Linked DNA regions of Mus musculus: region 1 is linked to region 2. Evidence: chromatin loops called from intact Hi-C (ENCODE). Cell type or tissue: left cerebral cortex. All regions are shown on one strand. Links, peaks and the distances in the headings refer to the core of each region. The heading gives the core; the rest is flanking DNA.

What was found. Peaks named below come from ENCODE experiments on the same cell type or tissue, not always from the same donor. Only the 100,000 strongest peaks of a DNase experiment are listed, where the experiment ranks them.
Region 1: a loop joins it to region 2, with 8 times the contacts of the local background. A loop is called at or near these places in 2 of 42 quality-filtered maps.

The regions. Positions count from the first base shown.
Region 1 is chrX:12,659,174-12,671,317 of GRCm38, reverse strand. 1810030O07Rik (RIKEN cDNA 1810030O07 gene) reads left to right here. Exons shown (of 7, transcript NM_175141.6): 3 at 1,672-1,791; 4 at 6,669-6,818; 5 at 8,489-8,668. Among named protein-coding and RNA genes, the nearest start is that of 1810030O07Rik, 8.4 kb to the left of the region's middle. In left cerebral cortex, for the core only: no CTCF peak of the experiment used is centred there; a DNase peak (open chromatin) is centred at 6,520.
Region 2 is chrX:12,709,105-12,717,104 of GRCm38, reverse strand. Med14 (mediator complex subunit 14) reads left to right here. Exons shown (of 31, transcript NM_001048208.1): 14 at 49-243; 15 at 1,024-1,158; 16 at 3,446-3,522. Among named protein-coding and RNA genes, the nearest start is that of Gm52422, 16 kb to the right of the region's middle. In left cerebral cortex, for the core only: no CTCF peak of the experiment used is centred there; no DNase peak of the experiment used is centred there.

The DNA.
Region 1 (12,144 bases), core at 1,904-9,903, 48 kb after region 2:
CCCCAACCCTGGGTTTATTGTGTCTTGGTTCTCCTTCCTCTACTTCTCAGCTATTAGGTTTGCAGGTATGCAGCATAGCTCCTAGCTTCATCGTTTTTACCTATCAGGCATGTACCACTCACCACCGGCACTTGGATTTAGACACTCCTGCCTTTGTGACATCTCTTCCTCCTCCTCTAGCCTCTCTGGCAATGACCCTTGCCCTTGTAATTCAGAGCTACAGATGTGCTTATTCCAGGTGTTTCCCTAACCCCTCTGCTGCGTCTCCTCAGCAGTTGGCATTTAGTTCTGCAGTGGGATTTACCTACCTGATTCCTTGCCAAATAATACTCTCCTTTCTTTCTTTTTTTTTTTTTTTTAAATAAACTGGCTTTTTTTTTTTTTTGGCTTGTGAAATGTCCTTAATTTGTTGATGTAGCCAACAAATTTCAAGTCCGCTATGCAAATGGCAGAAAGAATCTGTTCAACAATTAGCTTTTGAGCTCAGTTTCATAAGGCTATATGTGAAAATATTCTGAACTACAGGTATTAAATACTGAAAAAAATGAACAGTTTATTATAATTTATTTTATTTAACAAACTGGGAAGTTTGCAGCCATCAGCAGTTCCAGTGCAATTTCAGGTGCAATTGGGAATTCAGGTATTTCAGTGGAGCTGTTAGTATAGCGGACCTTGTAGGTAAACTACTCGCCCAGCATGGCCTGCCTGAGTTCATTTCTCCAGCTCCAGCCCCTCAGTGAAGAGGTAGCGGAAGGCTGTGGGACTTTCATAGGGGTTTCTCTGCTGTGTGTTTACTGAGTGACACATGTCGGTGTGCAGCGCTGTACGGAGGCAACAGAGGCTCCCTGTTAGCTTCTGATTTCAAAAGAAAGGGAATAATTACCAAAATAAAACTAATCTGTCAAAGACAATTAATTGTTTGTATTAGCAAGAACATATCGGGTAGAAGCTATTCTACACTGGGGATGTAAAGCTAGGCCAGTTTAGAGGCATTGATGGACCGTCTGTGTTTTCCCTTCAGCAACAGCTGAAACGGGCTGTTGGTTTGCTTTAGTCTCCTTATATTAGTTACCTGGGTACACTGATTTCTTTGTTAACCTCTGTAGCATCCCTAATAGAGAAATATGATGACCATGTGTTATATGTACACAAAATTCTTTTGACTTACGTGAGGCTCAAGCATGGTGTTTGTTCTCTTGGCATGACAGCTGAATAACCTTGAAAGCAACTCTCCCTGTGCCTACTGCCAGCCTTTGGAATATCAGTGTGAACAGTCCTGTAGAAAGCATCGGAGCTACTTCCTGACTGGATTGCTTCCAAACATTCCTTTTATAGTTCAGGGTGTTTGAAGCTATCCGGGCCTACCTATTGAGCTCCAGGAGAGCCAGGACTATAGAGAAAGACCTTATCTCAAAAAAGCAAAACAGAAGGACAAGAAGAAAGCCAGTTTATCAGCTCTATGCAATATTGCAGATGGATAGTGCAGCCCCGCCATTAATGCCCTGCTTAGGGGCGATAGAACTTGCATTTTGAAGTCATGGGGTTCTAGCTTGAAGCTTCACGGGATAATAGACCCTTGAAGTCATCAGTTAGGAAATTGGGAAAGAATTTGCCTCTATAATACTCAGAGTTCAGGGACACTCAGGTGACCTAGTACCTCTCTTACTATAGGCCTTCATGCCCCGAGGACTGGCAGACAAACGAGGACCTGAGGAATGTGATGCAGTTGCTCTTTTAAGTCTCATCAACTCCTGTGATCACTTTGTGGTTGACCGGAAGAAGGTCACAGAGGTAAGAGCTTTCAGACTCAGAACTGTCCACCCATGCAGTCTGGTCAACACTAGGAAGGCTACAAGGAACCTCCTGTGATAATAAGCCAGCCACACGGTTGTAGCTTAGCAGCACTCAGAACGGCAGTGGCAAAGAAAGACTTGAACCCAAAGTGGGCATCATGGACTAAGCAGCTCATGGACCTCATTTCATGTGTACTCTGTATGTCTGAGAATCAGACTGAGTGTTAGCAAGTGTAGCCTTACACTTCTCTGGAATTACTTTCCTGACAGTTGTTACTATGATTGTCTTAATCACTATTCTATTGCTGTGATCAGACACCGTGACCAAGGCCACTCATATAAAGGACAACACTTAATTGGGGCTGGCTTACAGTTCAGAGGTTCTGTCCATTTTCACCCTGGCAGGAACCATGGCAGCATGCAGGCAGACACAGTGCTAAAGAAGGAGCTGAGAGTTCTACATCTGGATTGGCAGGCAGCAAGAGAGAAACTTTGGGCTTGGAATGGGCTTTTTGAAACCTTAAAACCCACCCCCCAGTGACACACTTCCTCTGAGACCACACCTACTCCAACTAGGCCATACCTAATGCCATAGCCTATGAGCCTATAGGGTACATTTTCATTCAAAACATCACAGCGCTGTTGGCCATTTGAGTAGATGGAAGTCAGATTTATCTTCTCTGCCATAAACAAACGTAAAGAAATTTTCTGTATAAAAATAGGTCTGGGGCTGGAGAGATCGCTCAGCGGTTAAGAGCACTGACTGCTCTTCCAAAGGTCCTGAGTTCAAATCCCAGTAACCACATGGTGGCTCACAAACCATCTGTAATGAAATCTGATGCCCTCTTCTGGAGTGTTTGAAGACAGCTACAGTGTACTTATATATAATAAATACATAAATCTTTAAAAAAAATAGGTCTGAGGTATTGGGGAGATGGATCAGTTAGTAAAGTAGTTGCTATGCAAGCATGATCCCGAGCACCCATGTAGATACTGGGTATGGAAATACATGTCTAATCCCAGCACTGGGTCAGGCACAGAAGCAGTAGGATCCTGGGGCCTTGCTGGAGTTAGATGTATATTTCATTATCAAAATAGTCATTAACAAAATCAGAACACTCCCAAGTTCACTGAGAGACCCTATCTCAAAATGTAAGGTGAAGGGGTGTGTGTGTGTGTGTGTGTGTGTGTGTGTGTGTGTGTTTAGAGCCAATATGCTTGTCAAATGTTTTAAACCATTTGGGAGAAAGATGCAAAGCTTTTTTTTTTTTTCCACACACACACGAAAAAGGGGAATTGTTGAAGTTTGATTTTTGTTTTGTTTTTGTTTTGTTTTGTTTTTTGGTTTTTCGAGACAGGGTTTCTCTGTGTAGCCCTGCCTGTCCTGGAACTCACTTTGTAGACCAGACTGGCCTCAAACTCAGAAATCCGCCTGCCTCTGCCTCCCAAGTGCTGGGATTAAAGGTGTGTGCCACCATGCCTGGCTAGTTTTTAAAAAGGGAAACAAAAACCTTTTTTAAGGTTTCTATTGTTGTGATGACCAAAAGAACCTGGAGAGGAGAGGCTTGATCTCAGCTTACAGTTTCCCACTATAGTCTGTTCTTCAACGAAGTCAGGGCAGGAACAGAGGGCTCTGTGGTCCTCATACGTTGCTCAGCCTGCTGTTTACACAACACAGGGCTCCTAGTCCAGGGTGGCACTGTCCACAGCGGGCCTGGTCCTCTCTCTCAGTCAAGAAAATGCACCACAGACTGATCGATCTCATGGGAGCATCTTTTTCCACAGAGGTTCCCTATCCCAAGAAGGTTCTTGTTATTTGTGTCAAGTTGACATGAAACTAGCTAGACTTCTTGTCAACTTGACACACTTTTCAATTAGAATCTTTCTTTTTTGTTCCCAAGATGGTATGTTAATATCACAGTATAAAACATTCTAACTTTTTTTAAAAAGATTTATTTATTAATATATGTAAGTACACTGTAGCTGTCTTCAGACACTTCAGAAGAGGGGGTCAGATCTTGTTGCAGATGGTTGTGAGCCACCATGTGGTTGCTGGGATTTGAACTCTGGACCTTCGGAAGAGCAGTCGGGTGCTCTTAACCTCTGAGCCATCTCACCAGCCCCCATTCTAACTTTTTAAAGTCTCACATTATTTAAAAATTCTTACTCTTTGAAAGTTTAGTTTCACTAAAGTACCCCAGCTGCTATAACTGTGGGCTCCTGTAAATGTAAAAGTTAAATACTCTCGTACTCTAAAGAGTAAAGAACCAGGACACAGGCACAATCAAAGCAAAGCAAAATTACGATTCATCAGTGTAAGATGCTCAGGACATGAGACGTCAGGGATTCATCCATGCTCTTCTGGGCTCCTAAAGGAGCACACACACACACAGTGTTTCACTGGCTCAGGCTGGCACCCCTCCATGACTGCCGATGCTTTGGAGGTAATTCCGTGGTATGGCTTCTCTAAAATGCTGGGGTCTGCACTGCAGCTGTGTTGTATCTGCTCTTACAGCCTCTCCTGGGCTCTCTCCAGTACGCTGACCCAGACACATGTCAAGCCTCAGCTTCTCATGAGTCCTTCAGTACTGAGGTCTTGACCTTTCATTGGGGGACTCAGTGCCTCAGCTGTTTTCCATTATTCTTTCATGCCTTCAAAACTAGTACATTCTGGGTAGCTTGTACTCTACAGCTTTCTGGAACACAGCACCTTTGTGCTGTCGCTGTGGACATAGTCCCAGGTTTACAGTCGTCATCTTAATCACTGCTGATTTCTCAGCTCCAGCTAACCAGCATCCATTGTCCTAGTAATCAGGAGGTTCCGTTTCCGTGGTGCTGCTCTCTTGTGATCATGGTCAATTCTTCATCTCCACCTCATCAGACACTACAGAGTTGTAATTCAAAATACTAAATGACCACAATAGAGTCTTTAAGGGACTCCTCAAAATGTCCCTCTAGAACATCACAAGCCAGGCAAGATTTTAGTGTAACTATCTTCCAACCTCTCATAGAACCTAGCTCCAATATCCTTCCACAATACTATGAAGGAAAACCAAAACCAAAACAAAACCATGGTCGTGTCTACGACCACAATACCTCTGACCCTGATGCCAATTTCTGTCTTAGTTAGGCTTTCTATGGCTGTGATTAAACATTGTAACCAAGAACAACCTGCGGAGGAAAGGCTTACAGTTCCACAGCTCAGTCCATCACTGAGGCAAGTCAGGGCAGGAACCCAAGGCAGAAGCTGATGCAGAGCCATGGAAAAAGCCATGGCACCATCTACAATGAGGTAGGCCTTCCCACATCATGAAAATGTAACATGGACCAGTCTAGTGGAAGAAGTTTTCAACTGAGGTTCTCTCTCCGAAAATGACTCCAGCTTATATCAAATTGATATTCCTATAACTAAGACATTTTGGGATGATTTCCAAGGCTAAGCATGGAGGTTTCATGCATTCCTTGTTTTTCTGTTTGAGACCAGGTGTCTCTGTGTGTGCCTTGGAACCCATGATGCTCTTGCCTTAGCCTTCCAAGTGCTGTGATCACGAGTGCATGCCACCATGACTGTCTACCTTCCCTTCTTAGAGCTTGCTTTTTATTTTACCTGCATGTTTATATTTTTTAAAATTTATTACATATGTATGGGTGTCTTGCTTGCACATATGTCTGTGCACTACGTGCCTACTTGGTGCCTGAGGAGGTCTGAAAATGGCATCAGATCTCATGGAGCTGGAGTTATAGATGGTTGTGAGAACCATATACTTATTTGTTGTCTGTGTAAACGCGCGCACGCGAGTCTGTGTGGATGGTGTGTGTGTGGGTGGATGTGCTCATGTGACTATAAGAGGACAACTTTCAAAAGTCAGTTCTTTCCACCTTATTTATCCCAGGGATTGAACTCAGCTTGCCAGGTGTGGCGATAGCGCTTTTACTCACCGAACCATGTCAGTAGTTCCTGCCTAGTTATTTCAAATAAACAGTTTTCAAATTAGTAGTCATTTAATCTGAATTTCCATCTTCTTTGAAAAAAAAAAGGAGAAGACCTGGTGACATTGGGTTCATAAAGCTCCCACGGCAAAAGCAATGAGCCGCTGCTGCTTTAGATGGGCACATACATTCTCTAGGTCACGCCCGTCCCTTCTGTTTTCATCTTTCCACCTGCATATAAACCAGCTGCACAAGAGCTATCACCTGAGCCTTCCGGTTGGAGGCCCACAGGGACTTCACGCCTTGGCAGATGTGCTCTGGGCAGGCAGAAAATAAATAAAGGTCTGACATATGGGGCTAGCAGGCTCCACTGTCCTCTTAAAATGGCATATCTTAAGTACGTGCAAGATCATGCAGTGGTCTCATGAAAGGTCCAGCCCTCGCCCTCTGGATACCAGACCACACTGGTCAATTTTGTAATTTAGTAAAGCATTTCTGTAATTTCTTTTTAAAGCTACATGGTCCCAGTTTGCCCCATTAACTTAAGGGTTTTTTAAAGTGTTGTGTCCGATTTGTTATTGTTACATTTCTTTACATTATGCACGTGTAGAGACCAAACAACAACTTGGGAGGAGTTGGCTTTCTCCCGTATGAGTTCCTTTTCTGTTGCTATAGTGCAAGGCAGCTTAGAAAGGAAAGATTTAATTGGGCTTCCAGTTGCCGAGGGTTAAAGTCTGACGGTGCAGCACAGGCTTGGCGGCTGGAACAGCTGAGCATGTGTAGGACCTCCACGCAGGAGGTAGACAGCATACTGCAAATAGCATGGCTCCTTGGAAACTAAGGCCTGACTCCAGGGAAGCACCTCCTCCAACAATGCCACATACCTCCTAATTCTTTCCAAACAACTCCCAACGTTTGGAGACTCTTATCTTTGTTTTTCTGTAGGTGATAAAGTGTCGAAATGAGATAATGCACTCTTCAGAGATGAAAGTTTCATCTACCTGGCTTCGAGATTTTCAGATCAAGATCCAAAATTTTCTGAACGAATTCAAGAATATCCCAGAGATTGTAGCAGTATATTCCAGAATAGAACAGGTAAAAAATCTTCATACATTTGGAGTTTTTTTGAGGCAAAAAAAAAAATCTTACTGTTAACCCTTCCTGTCCTGGAACTTCATATGTAGACTAGGTTGTCCACAAATGTGCATGCAGCAGCCTGTCTCTACGCAACGAATACTAGGGTCATAGGCATACACCATCCTGCCCATCTGAAACTATACTTAACAGTTCTGATATACAAAACTTAAGGGGTCAAAAGCATCCATAGTCATTCATTAAGAATTTGCTGTTAATATGAACTAACCAGTACCCCAGCGCTCGTATCTCTAGCTGCATATGTATCAGAAGATGGCCTAGTCGGCCATCATTGGGAAGAGAGGCCCCTTGGTCTTGCAAACTTTATATGCCCCAGTACAGGGGAATGCCAGGGCCAAGAAGTGGGAGTGGGTGGGTAAGGGGGCAGGGCTGGGGGAGGGTATAGGGAACTTTCGGGATAGCATTTGAAATGTATATAAAGAAAATATCTAATAAAAAAAAAAGAAAAGAATTTGCTGTTAGTGGCCCATATAAATCCCAGCACTTGGGAGGTCGAGGCAGCCTATATTACGTTCTGAATTCAAAGCCAGCCTAGATTGTGTATTATACATTTCTGGGAAGCCTGAACTACATTGTGAGACCCTCTCTCAAACAGAAGAAACCCAAATTTGATGTTTATTTTAACCAAAATGTATTTCTGTATTATCACTTGCTGCTGCTGCTGCTGCTGGCACACACACAGGTCCTTGTGAATTCCAGGCAAGCACTCCGTACTCCTAGACTTTGTTTGATTCTATTGGAGGCCTACCTGGGGAAGAACCTAGGGCTGGGCCTCACACATGGCTTTTTCACTGAACTATAGTCCCAGCTCTGAGCTAAGTTTTATAGTGGGAACAAAAGGGAAAAGCTGCTATAAAACCAGAAAGTAACAGTCAAGTGTTCCTCTGATAACTGTGTGTGGCTAAAATAGATCTGGGGAATGGTATTTTGTTATGAATTCTTTGAATAATCCAGTAGAATTTTTCTGTTAAAGTACATTTATGTTGTGTGTCCATGTGGGTGTGCACCGGTGTACCCACACACAGATGTGTCCAGTCCACAGTACACACGTGGAGATCAGAGGACAACTCTTGGGAGTCTGTTCTCTCCTTTCACCTCATGAGATGCAGGAATGGAGCTCAACTTCTCGGGCCTGTACTCAAATACAAGCCTTCTGTTAATACAGTGGAAGTGGCAGGGTGGGGAGGGGGGTGGTGCTGGTAGAGGTAGATTAGTTGTCTGTCATAGTTTACCACTACCAACACTACAAACAGTGGCATAGCTTAAGAATGAAGCTTTAATGTACAGGTGAGTCCAGGAGAAGTCATGGGGAATAAAGTGACTATGATTAAAGTACATTGTGTGTACATATGAAATTCTCAAAGAATTGATTAAAAAAAATTGTTTAGAACCTGAATTTTAAAACATAGTTTGTTCTTTATATGCCCCAGTACAGGGGAACCCCAGGGCCAAGAAGGGGGAGTGGGTGGGTAGGGGAGTGGGGGTGGGTGGGTATGGGGGACTTTTGGGATAGCATTGAAAATGTAAACAAGGAAAATACCTAATAATAAAAAAAAAGAAAAAGAAAAAAAAACATAGTTTGTTGATGGATTTGTGTGGTCACCCCACAGCTGTTGACATCTGACTGGGCTGTTCACATTCCTGAGGAAGATGAACGAGATGGGTGTGAATTTGAAATAGGAAGTTACTTGAGTGTGAGCCAAATCCACGAAATTGAAATAGAATTGCTGAAGGAAAAACTGCAAGAAATGTATCTTCAAGCAGCAGAAGAAGAGATGTTGCCAGAAGAGGTACAGGGATGAAGTGTGAGGAGTAAAGAGAGGTGGTGGTGGCAGCGACATGATGTGACACTTTCTGTTGCTGTGACAAAACACAACTTGGGGAGGAAAAAGTTGATTTCATCTTACAACACAGGTCACACTCATCTCTGAAGGAAGTCAAGGCAGGATGCAGAGACCATGATCAGTGCTGCTTTCTGGCTTGCTTCCCCTGGCTTGTTCAGCCTGATTTTGTATACAAGTCAGGCTCACCCGGCATTCCCACATCCATCTTTAGTCAAGAAAATGTCCCACAGGTTTACCCACTGACCAGTCTCATTGGAACATTTTCTTTCTTTTTTTTTTTCCCCGAGACAGGGTTTCTCTGTATAGCCTTGGCTGTCCTGGAACTCACTCTATAGACCAGGCTGGCCTCGAACTCAGAAATCCACCTGCCTCTGCCTCCCAAGTGCTGGGATTAAAGGCTACCACGCCTGGCTGGAACATTTTCTTAATTGAGGTTCTGTCTTCCAAAATGACTCTAACTTGTGTTGACATAAAACTCCAGCCTGGACAGACACAGAGAGCTAGGTTTCTAATTAAGTCAAATGTTGTCTAGAAGTGCATATTCTTTGACTACTTAGCAAATGCTTGAGGACCTAATATGTACTCCAAAGTGGAAGATGGTATAAGAGCTCCAACAGAATCTGGAGCAAGATCCTTGTAAGCTTATATGACGTAAGGGGAAACCCTCCTCACAAAAACAGAAGTAAAGTCAGGATTTAATAAGGCCTCAGTATTGACCTGGAAGGAAGGATGCTTTTAGCAGAGGTGTGAAGTGCTAGTTAGTTTTGGCTCCGCAGTGGCCAGGAAAGCACAAGTAGTATGGTGAGGGAGGGGTGAGGCAAAGTAGGGTGAAACTGTTTTGGGAAGATTTTCTAGGCCACACAGAGTCCTTTGGGTCTTTGTCCCTGAAAGTAGTAGGGAAACAACAGGTGTCAGCCAAAAGAACAATGGGATCAGAAGTGGGTTTTCAATTAACAGATAATAAGGGTTGAAAACATGCAGCCCTCCATGTATTAGCAGGTCTGCTACCTCAGAGCCACTGGCAACTATGTATTTCTGGCCCTCCTTGCCTGTTTGAGTCAGGAGAAGGGTTAATTAGCCTGTTCTTTGGGCACCAACTCTACATAGATAATGTTTTCTATGCCTTTATATTTAGTAGACCATGGAACATTTCATATTTCAGATAGTGTGGTCGTCATAGGTGGAATGTGGTAGGGAGTTTGGGCTTAAATGTCTGGAGGAGTAAGACTGTTAGCATCCTTTGCTTGGAACAATAGGTAACTGACTTATATAAATAAGCACATAGTTAACTGACTTATATAAATGAAGTTAATGTGTGCTGGATACAATGCTAAAGTACTTTTATTAGATTAATTCTTGGATCCATCCCCTTAGGTCATATTAATATCATCATAATTAATTTGTATATATAAAAGTGAGTCATAGCCGGGCGTGGTGGCGCACGCCTTTAATCCCAGCACTTAGGAGGCAGAGGCAGGCGGATTTCTGATTTAGAGGCCAGCCTGGTCTACAGAGTGAGTTCCAGGACAGCCAGGGCTATACAGAGAAACCCTGTCTTGAAAAACCAAAAAAAAAAAAAAAAGTGAGTCATAACCAAGCCTATATAACTCCAATTTTCTCGAACTTTCAGGTTTTCATATTTACTTTCTCTTCCCTATACTTGGAAGTGCACAACCTTCCCATTTCTCTCCACCCGATTTTCTCATTTTTGGTTTTTTTTTTCCAGAGTATCTCCTGTAGCCCAGGCTACCCAAACTCATTGTGTAGCCAAGGATGACCTTGAACTCATGACCCTCCTGCCTCCACCTCCCAAGTGCTAGCTTTTCCGTCGTGTGTTTCACACCTAGATCAGCGTTTATAAGAATTGTAATCAATTAGATCCTGTAATACTGAGGTGAAGACCAGGTTTTCTGGTTTGTTTTGATACAAAGTCTCACTAGTGGCATATACCAGGGCAAAGCCTCCCTTTTTAAATTGGCCTTGCCTTCAAGCTGGAGCAGTCACCGCTGCTGGAGCTATGAAAACCTCGGAAGCACATTTATTATGTTTATTATTCTGACAAAACGGAAAGACTAAAACTCTGCCTCTAATTGGAAATGAGAAAGCAAGCCAATTTTGTACCTGCATGGCAGACGGCCTTATAACCTGGCCAGGACAGCGAGCACAGTCTAGAAGATCTTGTGGTTATTAACACATGCCATGATCATTAGCACTACTTTGCTCCTCACAGTTTTGTGTTTTCAGGAGGTTAACCAAAGCCTGGCATTTTGTAGGGCCTCTAGACAGGCCAGCTGAAGGGCATTCTCCTTGTATGCTTTCTAACCAGTGAGCAGGCCTTCTGCCATCTTCAGCATCTGGTTCTTACTTATCTTCCCTCCCGCATCCCTGGCATCAAGCATTGGCCTTGAATGTGTGCTGAATGTGTGCTGGTTCTGCTGTGGCCCGGTCCCTTTTTTCTGCACTCCAGAGCTGATGCCTTTCTGTTGTGTTAGTATTTGTCATTAGAGTTAAGTAATCTTGACTTTGTGTGGTTGGTGGACCCCCCGTCTAATAAACTTGCTATATCCTCAAATCAGAGTGTCTGTTGGAATAGCTCAGTGATAGGCAAACTCAAGGCCCTGGTTCAGTTCCCCAGCTCCATCAGTTTAATAGTAATAGTGCCTGGCATTTTTTTAAAAGATTTATTTATTATATATAAGTACACTGTAGCTGTCTTCAGACTCACCAGAAGAGGGAGTCAGGTCTCATTACAGATGGTTGTGAGCCACCATGTGCTTGCTGGGATTTGAACTCAGGACCTTCGGAAGAGTAGTCAGTCCTCTTAACCACTGAGTCATCTCACCAGCCCGTGTCTGGCATTTTTGTAAGACTAGGGGCCAGTGAATGTGTTCTGGGATAAGACCAGTGCAGACACTACCACTCTTGAGATGGCTAAAATGTTGAGGAGTATGTTGCTGGGAGATTTAAATCAGTATAACCTCTATACATAGCATTTCTAGCTAACTACTAAAATTAAGACAGACTCCACTCAATCAGAGTTAAAGCTGCCTACTATTTCTATAAACAGAAATGTCATTTATGTGAGCCACATATGTGTGAGGGTAAATTCCACATGGTTACTTGTTTCAACAAAAGGTTCAGAATGTATTGAAAGTGAAATTTCCACAATTGGAATATTATTCAGCCATTAAAAATCAGGCTTAGGAAATATGGAACTATGGCTGAGAATACTGGCTGCTCTTGCAGAGGACCCAGGTTTGGTTCCCAGCACCCACATGGTGACTCATGGCCATCTGTAACTTTAGTTTCAGAGGGATCTGATGTACTCTTCAGGTCTCTGCAGGCATCATACACAGACAGACAGACAAAGCACTCATACATGTAAAATAATCCAATAAAATAACGAGGCTTGAGACAGGAGG
Region 2 (8,000 bases), core at 1-8,000:
GTTCTTATTCTACTGGGTCTCACCTCTTTCTGATTTGTGTCATTTTAGGTTGTGGAAATGCTTGAGGTTCCTAATAAGCCTACGCAGCTATCATATAACTATTACTTTATGTCGGTGAGTACTGCAGATCGTGAGGACAGCCCTGTCATGGCACTGCTGCTGCAGCAATTCAAGGACAACATCCAGGACCTGATGTCCTATACAAAGACTGGGAAACAGACCAGAACTGGTACCAAGCACAAGGTATGCTCACATAGGAGTTAGCAGACAATGTTTGTGCAACCCCCTTCCCATTTTATTTATTTATTTATTTATTTAAATTTATACTATTTTGGTTTTTTGAGACAGGGTTTCTCCATTTAGCTCCACCTATCCTGGAGAACTGGCTCTGTAGACCAGGCTGATACTAAGCTCATAGATCCTCCTGCCTCTGTCTCTCAAGTGCTGGGTTTATAGGAGTATATTAACTGTGCCTGGTTTCATTATTTTTAAGTGGGAAAGAGTTAGATATAGTTTTTAAGGTACACAGCAGCAATGAAGCAGCTATGCACATTTTCTGTAAAAGGTGTCTTCCTCTTTGGAGAGTAGGGGTTGGTGATAGAAGTGGACCCCAGGGCTTTGTGCACTGCAGGCAAGCACTCTCCACTGGTCCTTGGCAGCCCTTGTTTGTTTCTTTTGCAGACAGATGCAGAGCTTTTCATGTTCCGTTTCTTTGTAGCCCTGGCTAGCCTCAACCATAGCATTCTTCTGTGTTTTGCTTCCTGAGCAAGAATTTGACCAAAGGCTTTTGTTTGAATTAAGAACAATATATCATTAACCACAAAGGAACTTGCTAAACACAAACTACTTGCTACTTAGTTACTTGTGCCTGTGTTATGAGTTGTTTAATTTGTTACTACCCTGTGTTGAAAGGTCACATTTGTTTGGGTTAGCCCCAAGCTTTGTTGTAGTGCTTCCATTACCTTAGTGAATCACAAGCACACGTAATTTTTTTTCACACATTTTTTAAAAATTATTTTCTAGTTGTCTGATGACCCATGTCCGATAGACTCCAAGAAAGCCAAACGATCAGGAGAAATGTGTGCCTTCAATAAAGTTCTAGCTCACTTTGTTGCTATGTGTGACACCAACATGCCATTTGTTGGTCTTCGATTGGAGGTAAGTTGGGAATTTTCATATGTTAACTCAAATTGCATGGCACCAGCAGGAGTAGTATCTGGCCCACACAAGACTATTCTTTTTTTCTCCCATTCCACTATCTCATAGTCTTCTCCTTAGATTAATGGGAATTAAATTGTTCCCAGTTAAAGAAGGTGGACAACATTGTTTAGGTCTTATCAGAGATGGCTGCTTAATAAAGCATGGCATTTTGAGTTGGTGAAGTAATGTTTGAGCACTACTTACACTGGCATCCTTTCTGAGAAGTAAATCAGAAAAATATTAAACTAAATGTTACTTTGATGTTGTGGAAGAACATCAGATGCAGAATTCATGTCTTTCAAGAGTATGGCGTTGTGCCGGGTGGTGGTGGCGCACGCCTTTAATCCCAGCACTTGGGAGGCAGAAGCAGGCGGATTTCTGAGTTCGAGGCCAGCCTGGTCTACAAAGTGAGTTCCAGGACAGCCAGAGCTACAGAGAAACCCTGTCTCGAAAACAAACAACAGAATATGGCGTTGTAGGGTTGGAGAGATGGCTCCCTACTAGAGCATTGGTTGTTCTTTCAGAGAACCCAGGTTCAGCACCCACATGACAGTTCAACACTGTTGTAACTCAGCTCCAGGGGATCTGACCTCCTCATATAGACATGCATGCAGACAAAATAACAATGCATATAAAATAAGTCATTAAAAAGATTGTGTTGTTATATCTACCATGATCTCTAAAATATGAATGTAAAGTGAAATAACAACTGGTTTTTTGGATTTTGCTTTTTGAAAAAGGGGCTTATGTAGCCTAGCTGGCCTTGAATTTGCTATGTAGCTAAGGATAAACTTAAATTCCTTTTGTTTTTGTTTCTCCTTTCCTATCCTAAGATTACAAGTCATATGCCATCATGCTTGCTGAAACCTTCAACTTTTCCTTATTATTTTTTAAAAGATTTATATGAGTACACTGTAGCTGTCTTCATACACACCAGGAGAGGGCATCAGATCCCATTACAGATGGTTGTGAGCCACCATGTGGTTGCTGGGATTTGAACTCAGGACCTCTGGAATCTGGAAGAGTAGTCAGTGCTCTTAACTGCTGAGCCATTTCTCCGGCCCCATTTTTCTTCATTATTATTAGTACTTTTTAAGTGTATTGGTGTTTTGCCTTACATGTATTTCTGTGTGAGGGGGCCTGATCCGCATTGTTTCTCTCTTGGATGTTATTTCAATTACTTATAGAAGTCCCTGAGTTACTGTTTGGGTGATGGGAAGAGTAGGCACATGATTTTGGGGCATGCAATGCATTCCTGTCTACCTCCCTGTGCGTTGGGGAAAATGGAAAGACACGTATGGTTTTTGTAGGTGCACATGGTTCTTATACTCTACTCAGATGTTTTTGTCTTTCTCCTCTGTGATCCATACATGCTATACACACACGGATCTTCATACAATACTTTCTTGAATTCATTCAAGCTCTTAAAAACTTAACTACAATCTCCTCTTTAAATTGATGGATAATATTAAAATACCAGCTCATTTTCTTCTTATAATAATGAATTCTGAGCTGTGAATAACTACATGTAATCTTACTGGCAGTGTTTTTCTCTTTATTGATTGCAAGTTGCAAGTCATTTTTTGAGCTGTTCTAGACTTTAGTTCCTTTTGAGTGTAAACTTGTATTGTCTATTTGGTCATCAGCTAGCTTTCTAAACTTTCTTCTTCTGACTCTCAAAGTCAGGCTAGATAAATATTTAAATAATTTGTGGGACAGGGTATGTAAGAATCCAGTCATAGAAGCCATGTCATTGTTTACTGAGGGCAAGGCTTTCTTTCCTCCATCAGAGGACCTTCTGGCCTGCCTTCCTAAGATGGACTCTGCCAGATGAGTTTCAGCCTGTCCCTACTTTTGCCTGACTTCAGTTTCATTTTGACGAAACAGTAGAATCACAAATATAATCAGTTCTCGTTTTTAGTTCCTTCATTTGAAACCACTTGAACTGATTCTGGAGTACTTACAGCTTGTAGCAAAAAATGGGAGCATACTGTGAATTTTGAAGATTTCCGTATTGCGGATATTCTCTTTGAAGCGAAACGCCGAAGCACCTGTGACTTGTACTTGCTTTACTCTAGTTTCCAAGGGCATCTGAGAACAGGAAGACTGCTCATGCTGATACACTGTCACTTTGACAAAGATTGCCCTTAGAAAAGATGGGATCAAGATAGATAACAGGCAGAGAAAAGCTGATTTCTTTTGTGAATTTAGCAGTTTAATACCCCTGTGCTTTTTCTCTTTTCAGTTGTCTAACCTCGAGATACCACATCAGGGAGTGCAAGTGGAAGGTGATGGCTTCAACCATGCAATTCGCTTATTAAAGTAAGCTTGTGTTCTGTGTCTAACTTGGCGCTACTTGTTGCAGTCACAGTGGAGAACAGTTTCTCTCCTATGGAACAGCGTAAAGCAGTGCTCACAGTCTGTGTATGTCGTAGATTTTTGTGTAGAATTACGGAGGTCCAGGGGAGGTTCTTTTTTGTTCATTTGGTGGCAATCCAGCACCATCTGGCATTTTAGGGCATCATTTGTTAACCAGATAATCTAGTCAGTGTAAATGTTTCAGGTTTGATTTTTGTAAAGCCCTCCAGGATGCCTTGGGTTTGCATAGCAGGGAAATATAGGCTACTTCAAAGTCAAGGTGGGAATTCCCAGGAAAGTGCCAGTTGTATATGCAGACTGAAAGAGTGATGAGAATTAGCCAGACGAAAGGGAGATGGGGTTAGAGTAGAGGTCCTAACCAGAAGAGGTAACTGCTAATATGAAGGGTTGGAGGTAAGAAAATGCTCAGCATGATGGATCTGAATGTTGAGCAACAGATAAAGGCAGGTGATAGAGATGAGCACAAAGGTGTAAGCAGGAATGCCTAGAGCCCGTAGAGTCTTTTTTTTTTTTTTTTGTCATTAAGCAATGTAGACCTTATCCTACTGGTACTAGGAAACCATCTGAAGCTGGACACTCTATTCTAGCACATTCCTCACAATATCTTCACAATTATTCAAGAGGCTGATGACAGAGGATTTAGACCAGTTTTAACATTACAGTGAAGTGCCCATTTTAAGACACAAAAACAACCCCAAAAAGAAGCCAATATGATTTTAAGTACAAACTGACATCATTAGAAAAGTTTTTCTGGAAATTGAACCTTATGGCAATATGCAGAATAAAGGAGAGTGAGATTGAAGTAGCAACACCAGTTGAAGTGGTTCATGGTAAAATTGCCGTTAGTTTGGACTAGGGTATGTTCCTGTAAGGACTTAGGAGATGAACCAGTCAAGGGTTGGTGATTAGATAGATTTCAGAGGTACAGGGGACGGAGGCAGCAAGGACTCATTAATTTTGTCCTAGGCAAAAGATGGGTGATGGTTTGAAGTAGAGGACACCACAGTGTGAAAGGACTTTTCTAAGTTTGAGGGGCCTACAGATCCATTGAGCATACACAAATGTTCTCAAGCTCACGGTAACGTTTGGACAGGTGACAATGTCACCATCCCAGTGGTAGTAAGTGAGCTGACATAGCAAATTAGATGAATAGGAATGTGCAAACAAATGAAGTTGGGTGCTGGGCCTGGTGGTACACATCTATAACTCCAGCACTTAGGATTCGGATGCAGGAGGATGGCCATGAATTTGCTTTCAGTCTGAGTTAGATAGTGAGATCACGTCTTAACCTCCCAACCCACACACATACAAGAGACGGGAAATCAAGCTGGTCATAAGGTTTAGTTTTAAATGGACAGAAGAAAAAAGAACCAAATGATGCTGGAAAGTACAGGTAGTGGGTGGAAAGCTGAACATGAGAAATATGAGATAAGGATATGTCCTAATGAACTTTAGTAGCACATTAAAAATTAAGAACACTTGGAAAGGGGGAGCTGTTACTCTAATTCACTTGGTAGAATATCTTCTTGATATACATGAGGCCATGTATCAAGCTTCAGCAGCTCATAAACCAGGTTTGTCGCATGCCTATAATCTCAGTACTCAGAAGGTGGATGGAGAATGGAGGAGCAATTCAAGGTTTGAATTGCTTTGCATAAAATAGATTACAAAATCAACAAGTTCCATTTGACTACCACAGATAAGGAGATGATAATAACATCTGTGTTTTATTCGTTTTAGTTTTCACAATCTTTTGAAGCATCTTGTCAACATTTTTCAGAGAGCTTTCACATTTGTCTCTGATGGAACCAGGGCTTGAGACATGTCAGATGAGCTGCATTCCAGTACCCTTTCTACTTGAACTCAAGCAAACTCTGAAGTGTCCTTCCTAGGAAAGATGCATTCTTCTTTCCTCTCCCTCTCCCTCTCCCTCTCCCTCTCCCTCTCCCTCTCCCTCTCCCTCTCCCTCTCCCTCTCCCTCTCCCTCTCCCTCTCCTCATTAGGTATTTTCCTCATTTACATTTCCAATGCTATCCAAAAAGTCAGCATTTTTGTTTTCTTTTTTAACTTCATTTCATAAAATTTAAGGGAGGTCTTTAATTCTCCCTTTCCCCTCTATATTTACAATGTAAAGGGAAAAATTCAAAAGTTGATAGATTTAAAGACAGTTTTCCAGTGGCTGTTGTTATCATGCTAGGGTATTTAAAGGGAAGAATGATAAATGAGGATCTTTATGATTGTTTTTTTTTCATTAAAACCTTATACTGATTATTATAAATATAATCTTTTACTAACTGTTCTAACACATTTGATTTTGAGAAACTCTTCTTTCAAGCATGAATTAATTTTCAAAAAGAATGAGTCAACCTTTTCAAGCTCTTAAGTTTGGGCACATTTTTGCTTTTTGCTGAAAATATGCTCTGTTCTTATTCCAGCTTTTTTAACTCTTTGAAAACCTGAAATAAAAGTATCAGTTCTATCACAGTAACTTTCTTCATCTGCTCTGCTTCACTGACCTGTTACCTTTTGCTGAATTTAAAGACCCTTGTTCCTTCAGATGAGATACAGAACACGTGCTAAGAATGTATGCTCATGTTGCTTAGGTTTTGAGCCTTGGGTAAACTTCAATTTTCACCCGAACTCACACTGTCTCAGGCGTGAATCATTGTTTTTCATACCCCCATGTGTTTCGTTGCTTCTTATAGCCAAGGCCTGGCAGATAGGCACAACTCACTCTTTCTTTCTTCCTTTCTTCCTTCCTTTCTTTCTTTCTTTCTTTCTTTCTTTCTTTCTTTCTTTCTTTCTTTGGCAAGTCTTGGGACTTGAGTTCCTACTGCATGTGCATGTATGACCTTTAGAAAAACCTTTCCCCTTTTGTTTTCTGTCATACTTGAATCCTGACTTTACTCTTAGCTCCCTGAGTAACCTTTCCGCTTGTTACTCTATAATATATACTTTTTGATGTTTGTTTGCTCAGACATACATGTTACCCTAGAGAAGTTTTGTCTAATTTCTCAGGTTATTCAATGCTAGAGAAACATCACGAAGGAGTAGCTATTTAAATTAAACTTTTAAAAGATTTTTGGGAAGTTTTCAAATAAGGTTAACCCTCTTTATTCATGAAATAGTGTCCTCAGTTCTTATTCTTTTTTGTATTAAGATATTTTTTGTATATGGTTATTTCATCTGTATGAATATCTGTGCACCATGTGAGCGTGCATGCACTAAAAATGACAAGGATGCACTTTGACAGATCTACTGTAGTTGAGGTCTTAAATGAAATGGAGTCTTAGACTTCCCTTAGTTCTCACTTTGGAAATGTGTAGGTTCTGTGCTTTCATTTTCTCTCCAGATGGATGTGATGTAAACCTAAGGTGAACAGAATATGTGTCTCCACTTATACTCCAGACTCAAGGTGAAATGTCCGTCTAAATTAGCTGCTTTAGAGCTCCCCAAGAATGCCTGTTGTGAGGACTAAGGGTGGGCAAGTTGAAGATCATTTATCCAATATTGGTGTGGTTCTTTGAAAATGGTTAGCCCATAGAGAGTAGCAGTGTTGGGGTCCCTTCTAATTAAGATGTAGAACTCTCAGCTCTTCCAGTGCCATGCCTGTCTGGATGCTGCCATGCTTTCTGCCATGATGGTAATGGACTGGACCTCAGAATCAGTCCAGCCCCAATTATTAAATGTTGTCCTTTATAAGAGTTGCCTTGGTCATGGTGTCTCTTCCCAGCAGTGGAACACTGACAAAGAGTCATGTCAGTTAACTTTTAAAGTTGAATGGATTAAGTGGAAGTCAGCTTTTAGAGTTTTCTTTAAACATCAAGCTCTAGTTCCATTACTTTATGCCAGGTAAACACTATATAACTAATGTTTCAAAATAATTAAAAAAGGGGTATGAAGCAGTTACATTCAATTAATTTTTTGGAGAGTCCATAGAAAACTGATTACTACAGATACAGATTGAGCTAGCTATAACACGGTACACTCAATTTCAGTCTCAATTTGGACTGTGTGTTCATTATCAGTATTAATGCCAAAACAGATCACAATTTGTTAAAAGAATCATATTGTTGTCCGTCTTCACTGGTGTTTATGTCCATTTGTCTCTGTATGTTTGTGTGTCTGTCTGTGTGTATGTTTGCGGGTATATTAAATTCTAAATATACATCTACATGCAAGGAAAGGTTTTTTTTTCTAGGAGGAATTTACAGGAAGTAGTTTGGGCTATGCCAGATGACACAAATCTCTCCACAACAAGGTGCTTGTCTCTCTTAATCCCTAGGGTCCCCATCATGGAAGGAGAGAACTGACTTGTGCAAGTTGTCCTCTGACACATATACCATGGCATATGTATGCTTTGACTTACAGAATAAATACATTTTTAAAAAGAAACTATTTTAAAGTGTCTAATTTTATGA